Linked DNA regions of Homo sapiens: region 1 is linked to region 2. The links are chromatin contacts, found by Hi-C in ENCODE. All regions are on one chromosome and are shown on one strand. The core of a region is the stretch at or near the end of the contact, and the rest is flanking DNA. Distances in the headings are between cores, read along the strand shown. Region 1 holds the start of TTC3 (tetratricopeptide repeat domain 3). Region 2 holds the start of CRYZL1 (crystallin zeta like 1).

Region 1 (4,184 bases), core at 1,446-3,945, 3.4 Mb after region 2:
TTAATTTCTCCCCATAGTACGTTATCACCTGATACTATATACGTTTTTCTTATTTAACTTGCCCATTGACTATCTCCCCCCGGCATGAGAATGAAGACTCAAAGCAGGGCATTTTTGGCTGTTTTGGTCCTTCCTGGCCTGTAACAGTGCCTGGCACATGGTAAGCACCAATAAATACTTGAATTACTTTTTGGTTGTGGGTATGATGGAATTTAATTTTGTTTTGAGACAGTTTCGCTCGTTGCCCAGGCTGGAGTGCAAAAGTGCAATCTCAGCTCACGGCAACCTCCGCCTCCCGGGTTCAAGCGATTCTCCTGCCTCAGCCTCCCGAGTAGCTGGAGTTACAGGCATGCGCCACCATCCCGGCTAATTTTGTATTTTTAGTAGAGACAGGGTTTTTCCATGTTGGTCTGGCTGGTCTCAAACTCCCGACCTCAGATGATCTGCCTGCCTCGGCCACCCAAAGTGCCGGGATTACAGGCGTGAGCCACCAGGCCGGCCAGAATTTAAGCCTTAAAGTGATTGCTTTTATTTATTCATATAGCTTCTAATCCTTGACATACTCTTTGAACAAGGATTTACAAAAGTGCTAACAATAACATCAGTAGCTAACACTTATTAAGTCCCTAACTGTTCCTAGGCATTATTTTACGTGCTTTACATAAATTACCCCCGTTAATCCTCACAACAGTCAGAAGAGGCAGCAGAGTGAAGTCAGCCAGTGTATTTGGGTTCAAATTTAGAAGGCTTTTATTTAGTAGCTTTGCAATCTTGAGCAAGTTACTGAAACCACAGGATGCTCATCTTTAAAGGACAGTAATAACAGAACCTACCCCATAGAACTGTTTCATGCGTCATAAGCATTTAATAACCATCATTATCACTACCCTTTTACAGATAAGGAACCTGAGGCTCAAAAAATTTGCTGAGGGTCCCAGCTCACATGGCTAATCTGTGGAGGAGTCAGAATTCGAACTCAGTTGTAACTTCTTCACTTCACTTCAGTTTTAATAGCCTGGCCATTACATTCATCTGCAAGCTGTGCTGATGGTGCAGGCTGATATATTTTAGTTAGGGTTCAGAAGTACTACCACTCCTCCACTTTCCTGGTTTCCAAACAGTTGCAGAACGTTGGATCACGGGCACTCAATTTTCTCCCTTTTGTGTGCCTCAAAATTCTCAAATCATTTTGGGGAGAGACTTGGGACTTGCTGTGTGAGTGGGCATATTAGTGTCTTAGTGAGCATCAGTCTCCTTATCTGTAAAATGGAATGTTATGGGGTTAAATTAAGGGAGATCCAGGACGCAAACGACACACCTTTCAACCCGACTTCTCTGGCCTACTTCTCCTGTTCCCCAGATCCCGCAGGGCACACTGGTGACATCACAAGCTCCTCGGGTCCAAACCCTCTCACGCCCTCATTCAAGGCCTTTCCACTTCTTCCCTCCCTCTTACTCTTTCCTAATCAGCATCAGTGCCAGGGGGAAAGGCCTCTGTAGAAAGCCTTGACTTTCCAGTCTGGTTTCAATGTCTCTCCACCGTGCTCCCTGACACTCATCACACTGAGCATTAACTGTAGATTTACCCATCTGTCTCCTCCACAAGACCACGACCTCCTTAAGGGCAGGGACCAGGCTTTATCCACTTTGCCATCGCGTCTGGTGCTGTATAAATATTTGTAGAGACTAAAACCTCCTAGGCTAGTGCTGGCACACGGAACACTCAGCAAACACGAGATCCCTTCAGATTTTCTTAAAAAGAGACATAGGGAGAAAGAATCAACAGTTCATGTGTGCACAGTCTAACCAATGTATTCTTCCCTTGTCACTGAACGCCAGAAAAAGCCCCTGGCCATCCATCAGGAAAGTACTTACTGAAGCCAAATTGGGAGCTTAAGAAAAGAACAAAGCCATAAATCGCTCTTTCTGGCAATGGCGACGGTGAATTTTCCACCATTTTTCCTGGGGCTTTAGACAATCTGTGGAAAAGGAACACAATCAGCGTCAGCGATGTGCTCCGTGGCACCATTGATCCATTCTCGCCTCCTCGCTCCGCCGCGGGTACGGCCCCCGCCGCGCAGAACCGCCTCCCGCGCCTCCGTCCGCAACCCGCGCCCCCGCCTCGAGCGCATACAGACACCCAGGCTGGCGCGCGCCCCGCAACAGAAGGGGTGGCGGAGGATAGGGCAGGGAGGGGGGTTCTGGGGCGATAGACGCGCGCTCCAGCTCTGCAAGCGTGGCCTCCCTGTGGGAGGGGAGGGCAGGGAACAAGGCTCGCGCGGCGCCCACCAGCATGCGGGCCTACTAGGTCGCGGCGCCCAGGCCCCGGGCCCTGCCCATTCGTGGAGACTTCTATTTCTCATTCGAGGCGGGGTATGGGGGGGCCCTCGACCTCGGGTCCTTCATACGCCCACCCAGGCCCCTCCCGACACCTCGGCCACCTCAGCGCTGAGTTCTCCGCGCAAGCGCCGACTGGGGAGCCGCAGTGGGGAAGAGGAAAACCTGAGGGAAAGGCCTAGGCGCGACGGCAACCCCCACCCTGGCGCAGGCGCACAACGACCCTCCCCGGGTGGGAGCCAGCGAGCGCGGGGGCGGGCGTGATCCCGCGGCTCGCGACGGCGAAGGAGGGGGCGGTGGGGTGCGACTGCGCACGCGCGCTGCCAGCCCACGTGACGCACCTCGCTTCAACGCCGCCACCCGCTCCCTCCCGCCGTCGGCTGACGTGGAGGGCCGGAGGTGGCGGCGGCGGCGGCGGCGGCTGCTGCTGCTGCTGCCCGCGTCCGAGGCTCGCGGGCGGCGGGCCCGGGTGAGTGCACACCCGGCGCGCTGCCGGGCTCCCGGATGTGTCACCTTGTCCCGCTGCAGCCGAGATGCCGGGGGAGCGGGGCCTTCCACACCCCCTCCGTGGGTGTGTGGTGAGTGTGGGTGTGTGCGCGTCTCCTCGCGTCCCTCGCTGAGGTGCCTACTGTGTCTGCATGGGTTGGGTCCCGCGCGATGAGGGGGTGTGGCCGCCATTGCCTACCCCAGTGGGTTTGCCCCCTTGGTCTGGTGCCCCTTCGCGAGCGAGGCCCTGGGATGCCGGTGCGAGGGTGTGAGTAGTCCCTTTGTGCGCAACCCCCCGCTGCCCGTGCCTCGGCCGGTGCGTGGCTGACACCTCCGCTGGGTGGAGGCGCTCGCGTGTCGCCTCGTCGCCCCTTTTGTGTCGGTGTCCGCGCTCCCTGGCGGCTGCGTGGGCGCTCTCGGCCTTGCAGGTGGCCCCCCTTTGTGTTACTGCCCCTGTCTGTGGGCTGCGCGTCCCCTAGCGCGCGTGGCCGCGCCTTCTGCAATTGCGACCCCCGCCTAGAGCCTTGCTCGCGCAAGTGTGCGTCCTTGCGTGTCTCCGAGTGACGCAGAGTGTCTGCGCATGGGTCCTGTTGAGTGCGTGATCTCTTGTGTGCGGATTTAATTCTGTCGAGTGGGTATCTCTTGTGTGCAGGTTTCGTTGGTGAGCGTGAACGTTCGTGCACACCCCTTGCTGTGTGTGCGTGTCACGACTCTGTTGCCACCTGTTTTCGTGTGAACTGGCAGTCCAGTCCAGGGCCTGTCCCCACGGAACGGACCCAGGAGGGGGGTAACCTCGCCGCTCCCCTCGCCCCCGCGCCTCTTTCTGAGCATTCTCTCCCACAGACGCTAATGGGAAGGGGGGTGGACAGGATCGAGTCTGGCCAGCTGCTCCGCAGTGTTGACGCTGCCAGTGTGGCCTCTTCAGCCAGCCTGTTCAGGAGACAGAATAGGGGGATCAAAGATAAAAAATGAAGCCGAGACGTAGGTGAATTTGGGCTGGTACCAGTGCGCCGTGCCTTTTCCAGTGGCGCCCTGGACGCCAAAACCCCCTCAGTTGCAGAGACCTTTCAAAATATATGCACTCTCCTACTGGGCGATGCGGTCCTTAGGCGTTCTTGATGATATTTAATGGTTTATAGAGTATTTTATGGCATTCACCTAAATCTCTTTCCATTTTGCCCAAGATCCTGGCGAGGGAAACAAGGTAGAAATTTTACAGATTTTACTCCTCCGGAGAGAGCCTTTTCCTTATAACTACGACTCTAGTTAGGACATTTTTTGTTGCAAGAAATTTGCGATTTATCCTAAGGAAAATGGGATATAGTATAAGGATACCTAGGGTAAGAAACTTCAAACCCCTT
Region 2 (4,425 bases), core at 1,782-4,281:
AGATATTGTGACAGTGGCTTATATCTGGCTAAACCTTGTAAAGCAATTCCAGCTGATAATATAAGAACTTTAGGCATTATAACTTAAAACTAAATGGAAAATGCGTAACATTAGATGGTCCCTATCACTAGAGGGACTGAAACAGAGGATGGGTACATATTACACAGGCTTCATAAAGCAGATTCCAGAGTCAACTGAGTGGGACAGGTGGATCAAATGACCATTTAGTTCTCTTCTAATTGTGACAATCTTGATAAATATTATCAAGGCATATTCGATTGAATTTATACATGTGTGGCATAATCTCTACATCTTATGCAACTTGAGATCTAAAGATAGATAAAGGAGCAGAAAAGGAAAATTGTTTCTTTTTTGCCTACAGTGGCTCTCAACAAAGAACTCTTTTGGATCTCAAAAGAATTTTTGATGACCTCCCCACCTCCATGAGGGATTTATTTTATTATCTGTTGATTTTCAGGTGGCATTTTGACTTAAGAGTCTAGGGTTTCTTACATGACCAATTCCCCACCCATATCTCTGGGGGTTGGAGACGTGGGATGGTCATTATCCCAAAGATCTGAAAATCTCTGATCCAGTTACTATTCAATGTAGGGCTATTTAATATAATATGATCCAGAACAACAGAAACTTAACTTTCATTTATATTTTTGAATGAGCATCTTATTTTCCTATATTGTACTACTGGGGAACAAGGGAGCGAACGGTGTGATGAATGAGTCTTCCCTTTATAAGGTGGCTTAATTATGTGACTCTGGGACAATGCAGGTGGAGGCCTCTGGTGATGAGAATAACTAATTGAGGGATCCTCCCGAAACTCTACCACACAACAGTTACTCGCTCCCCTCCAATCCATTTAACTGACTTTCTTTTCCACCTACTAACATTATTGAAGTTTGTAAATGCTTAATTTTCCAGTTCACTAGAGGATTGTAGAGAAACCACTTCTTGCTTCAAATGAAAAATATGAATTGTAATTTTGATTAAATATTTACTAATTCAAAAATCAAGAGAAAATAATTTCATGTCTTTATTATGCATAAAATGGAAGACTTTTTTTTTTGTAAAATACCATATTTTAGCATATATAGATGTGTATTTTTTTTTTTTTTTTTGAGACAGGGTCTCACTCTGTTGCCCAGGCTAGAGTGTGGTGGTCGTGATCTTGGCTCACTGTAACCTCCGCCTCCCGGGTTCAAGCAATTCTCCTGCCTCAGCCTCCTGAGTAGCTGGAATTACAGGCGTGCACCACCATGCCCGGCTAATTTCTGTATTTTTAGTAGACACGGGGTTTCACCATGTTGGCCAGGCTGGTCTCGAACTCCTGGCCTCAAGTGATCCACCCGCCTAGGCCTCCCAAAGTGCTGGGATTACAGGCGTGAGCCACCACGCTCGGCCAATATGTGTATTTTTGCTCTTCTGCTCATAAAACTCTCCTGAGCTCAATGTAGTTCATTGGGTCTACAAAAAGAGCATAGTTAATCTTAGAAATATTTCATTGCACAAGGCTGGCAGCTTTATCTTGTATGGCGAACTACCTCACTTTCAAATCTAAACGTCTTATCCCCTGCTGTAAGCTGGAACAGAGGCATCGATAAGGGAAATTAGTGATAAAAGGTAGTAATTATACACTGCAATGGCTGCGGGATCTGATTTAGAAGTCATAACTGACCCGAGTTTGAATCGGGGCTTTCCTACTTATTAGCGGTATGACTTTGGGCTACTTAATTTTAACCTTTCTGGGCCTGAGATCCCATATCTTAGATAATAATAGCAGTTATCTCAGAGGGTTGCCATAAGGATTAAATAATACCTGCAAAGCACTCAGCGCAACATCATACTTTCAGAAATGTTGGCTATTTTGACTATTATTTCTGTAAATTGGGCACATCTCAATTACAGAGAATCTCTAAAGTAGTTCTGAATCCCATCTCATAGAGTTGCAAAGGGTTTGGTCAATGCAACCTTATTTTTCCCACCTTTTAATTTCTGCAGTAGGCTACTGTAGCAGCCACTAGCACAGGTGGCTATTGAGCACTCCAACTGTGTCTAGTCGGAATTGAGATGCGCTGTTAAGTGGAAAATACACATCAGATTTTGAAGATTTAATTTTGAAGAATTAATTTTTTAATTTAATTTTGAAGATTTAATACGAAGAAAAGAACGTAAAATCTCAATTTTTAAATATTTGTTTAAGCGTTGAAATGATAATGTCTCAGATATACTAGGCTAAATGAAACATATAATTAAAATTAATTTCACGTGTTTCTTTTCACTTTTTAAATGTAGCTACCCCAAAATTAAAATGACATAAGGGACTCGCATTATATTTGTACTGGACAGAGTTCAGGTAAAACCTTTCTACTCATAACGTGGACAGCAGCACCTGGGAGCTTCTTAGAAACGCAGATGTTCGGCCCCGACCCAGACCTATCCCAAGGCGATGCTTACATCTCGCTCCAGATGATTCCGCCGTTTAGCATAATGAAGAGGGCCGATCTGGCTCAAAAGCCACATACAGCGAATAACTACTAACTGCTTTCCGAAAACAGCAAAGTGATGAGGAAGAAAGAAGTGGCTGAGAAGAAGTAACAGAGAAAGAAAAAGACACTCAAATTCTAGGAACAAGAAGCAGAGGAGAAAAACCCAACCTGGGAGATTAAGTGGAAGGGCACTCCCAGACCTCTGCCTCCATAAAAGTAGAGGGAGATGCAAACTGAGATAAGACCTACAATCAAAACCCGTCAAGGTCCAGGAAACTGTCCCTCAAATCTAGTCTTACCCACCCCTCAGCGGCCTCAGCTAAGCTAGGCCTGGGCCCGAACAAGTCCCAGGTTAGGGTTCGACGCGAACCACCATCCTCCCCAGGGCTGCACGGTTCTGTGGGGCATCTCTCCACCTTTCGCTTAAAGGCCCGTTTCCCAAGACACAGGACGCGTTTCCCGGGGCTCACCTGCCTCTGAGCCGCCCCAACGGCCTGCACCTTCACCACCGCCACCTTCCAGTCCTTCGTCAGAGAGCCCGCCCCCTGCTCCCATTGGTCAGGCCGCTCGTCACTCCTGAAGGGCGGGGTCGGACTCGCGAGGCTGTCCAGAACGCCATGGCAACCGGTCTCGGAACTACATCTCCCGTCATGTTCCGCTCGGGGGCGGAGAAAGAGGCGAGGCCCCGCCCCAAGGACTACCAATAAATGGGCGAAGTTGGAATCGCCCGGATGGGTTCCGTTTTATGCAAATTTTAGCCGAAGACCACACCCTTCCTCATTCCAACCATAGGCCCGGCCAACCCCTTTGGGTTGTGCTTCGCCTTTTTCCTTTCCACATTATTCTCTCCTTGAAAACCTCCAATAATTAAGTCAATTAAGTGCATCCTATCTAGTGTCTCTCACGGCAACGAGCAGATGCACCGAAATCGTGCAACAAAATCTCCATAAACCACGATAGGCAACCTCAGACCATAAATCTCCTGTTACGCCTACATGGGGAGGAGGGGGAGAGTGCTAATCCTGCCCCCACACAGCCCCTGCTGATTGGCTCATTCGGCTTGTCACTCTGTTGTCTTACATTTCTTTGGCTCACCCTCTTTGGGTTCGCACGGTGGGCGGGGCCAGTGGTAGGGGGTGGTGAGAAGGTGCGGGCCCCTTCTTCCAATTGGCTGGCGGTTTCCCCACCCACTTATGGGCGGAGATGGATGGTGGATGGGGGGCGGGGGAGGCAGCGGAGGGAGATGAGGAGATAGGCGGGAGCGAGGGAGCGAGGGAGGGAGCGAAGGAGGTAGAGAAGAGTGGAGGCGCCAGGGGAGGGAGCGTAGCTTGGTTGCTCCGTAGTACGGCGGCTCGCGAGGAAGAATCCCGAGCGGGCTCCGGGACGGACAGAGAGGCGGGCGGGGATGGTGTGCGGGGCTGCGGCTCCTGCGTCCCTCCCAGCGGCGCGTGAGCGGCACTGATTTGTCCCTGGGGCGGCAGCGCGGACCCGCCCGGAGATGAGGTGAGGAGAGGGCTGCAAGGCGGCGGCCTGGACCACGGGCGGCTGCAGCGGGGGCGGGGGTCGGCGCGGGGGTCTGCGCGATGGCTGCCCGGGGCATCCGTCCCGCGCCCGGCGCTTGTCTCCCCGGCCGCCCTTAGCCCCTCGCCGCGCGCCCGAGAGACGGCAGCGGCTGCCCCTCTGCCTTGTCCTTCCCGTCCTCGGGGGTGGCGGCGGAGTGGCGGGCGGACCCGCACTGGGAGGCCGGGGGCCGCGGTGGGCCGTGGGGTGGCGGCCGCGGGACGGGCGTGGGGATGAATGGGCGCCGCGGCCCCGCCGCCGAGCGGGCTCCCTCCTCTCGCGGGGACCCCGGGCGGCCGCTCCTTCCCGGGCTGACCTCGCTGCCCTCGGCCGCCGGCGAGGGGCGGCCCGGCCTCGCCTCCCG

The links. A loop is a pair of places that touch in the nucleus more often than their neighbours do. Pooled maps may share reads with other maps.
Region 1: a loop to region 2 is called in a map of naive thymus-derived CD4-positive, alpha-beta T cell, with 17 times the contacts of the local background. The contact joins the promoter of TTC3 here to the promoter of CRYZL1 in region 2. A Hi-C loop is called at or near these places in 1 of 168 maps with a recorded cell type or tissue (naive thymus-derived CD4-positive, alpha-beta T cell), 1 of 37 single-sample maps with no recorded cell type and 11 of 50 pooled maps.

What each region holds. Positions count from the first base shown.
Region 1 is chr21:37,070,559-37,074,742 of GRCh38, forward strand. TTC3 (tetratricopeptide repeat domain 3) reads left to right here and starts at 2,696. Exons shown (of 46, transcript NM_001330683.2): 1 at 2,696-2,915. It overlaps PIGP (phosphatidylinositol glycan anchor biosynthesis class P), which reads right to left and starts at 2,513. Exons shown (of 5, transcript NM_153682.3): 1 at 2,442-2,513; 2 at 1,876-1,979. The coding sequence starts at 1,957. RefSeq lists silencers at 1,984-2,263, 2,504-2,823, 3,044-3,103 and an enhancer at 2,411-2,705.
Region 2 is chr21:33,638,710-33,643,134 of GRCh38, forward strand. CRYZL1 (crystallin zeta like 1) reads right to left here and starts at 3,032. Exons shown (of 13, transcript NM_145858.3): 1 at 2,972-3,032. It overlaps ITSN1 (intersectin 1), which reads left to right and starts at 3,792. Exons shown (of 40, transcript NM_003024.3): 1 at 3,792-4,004. RefSeq lists an enhancer at 2,771-3,180 and silencers at 3,651-3,990, 4,001-4,100, 4,421-4,425.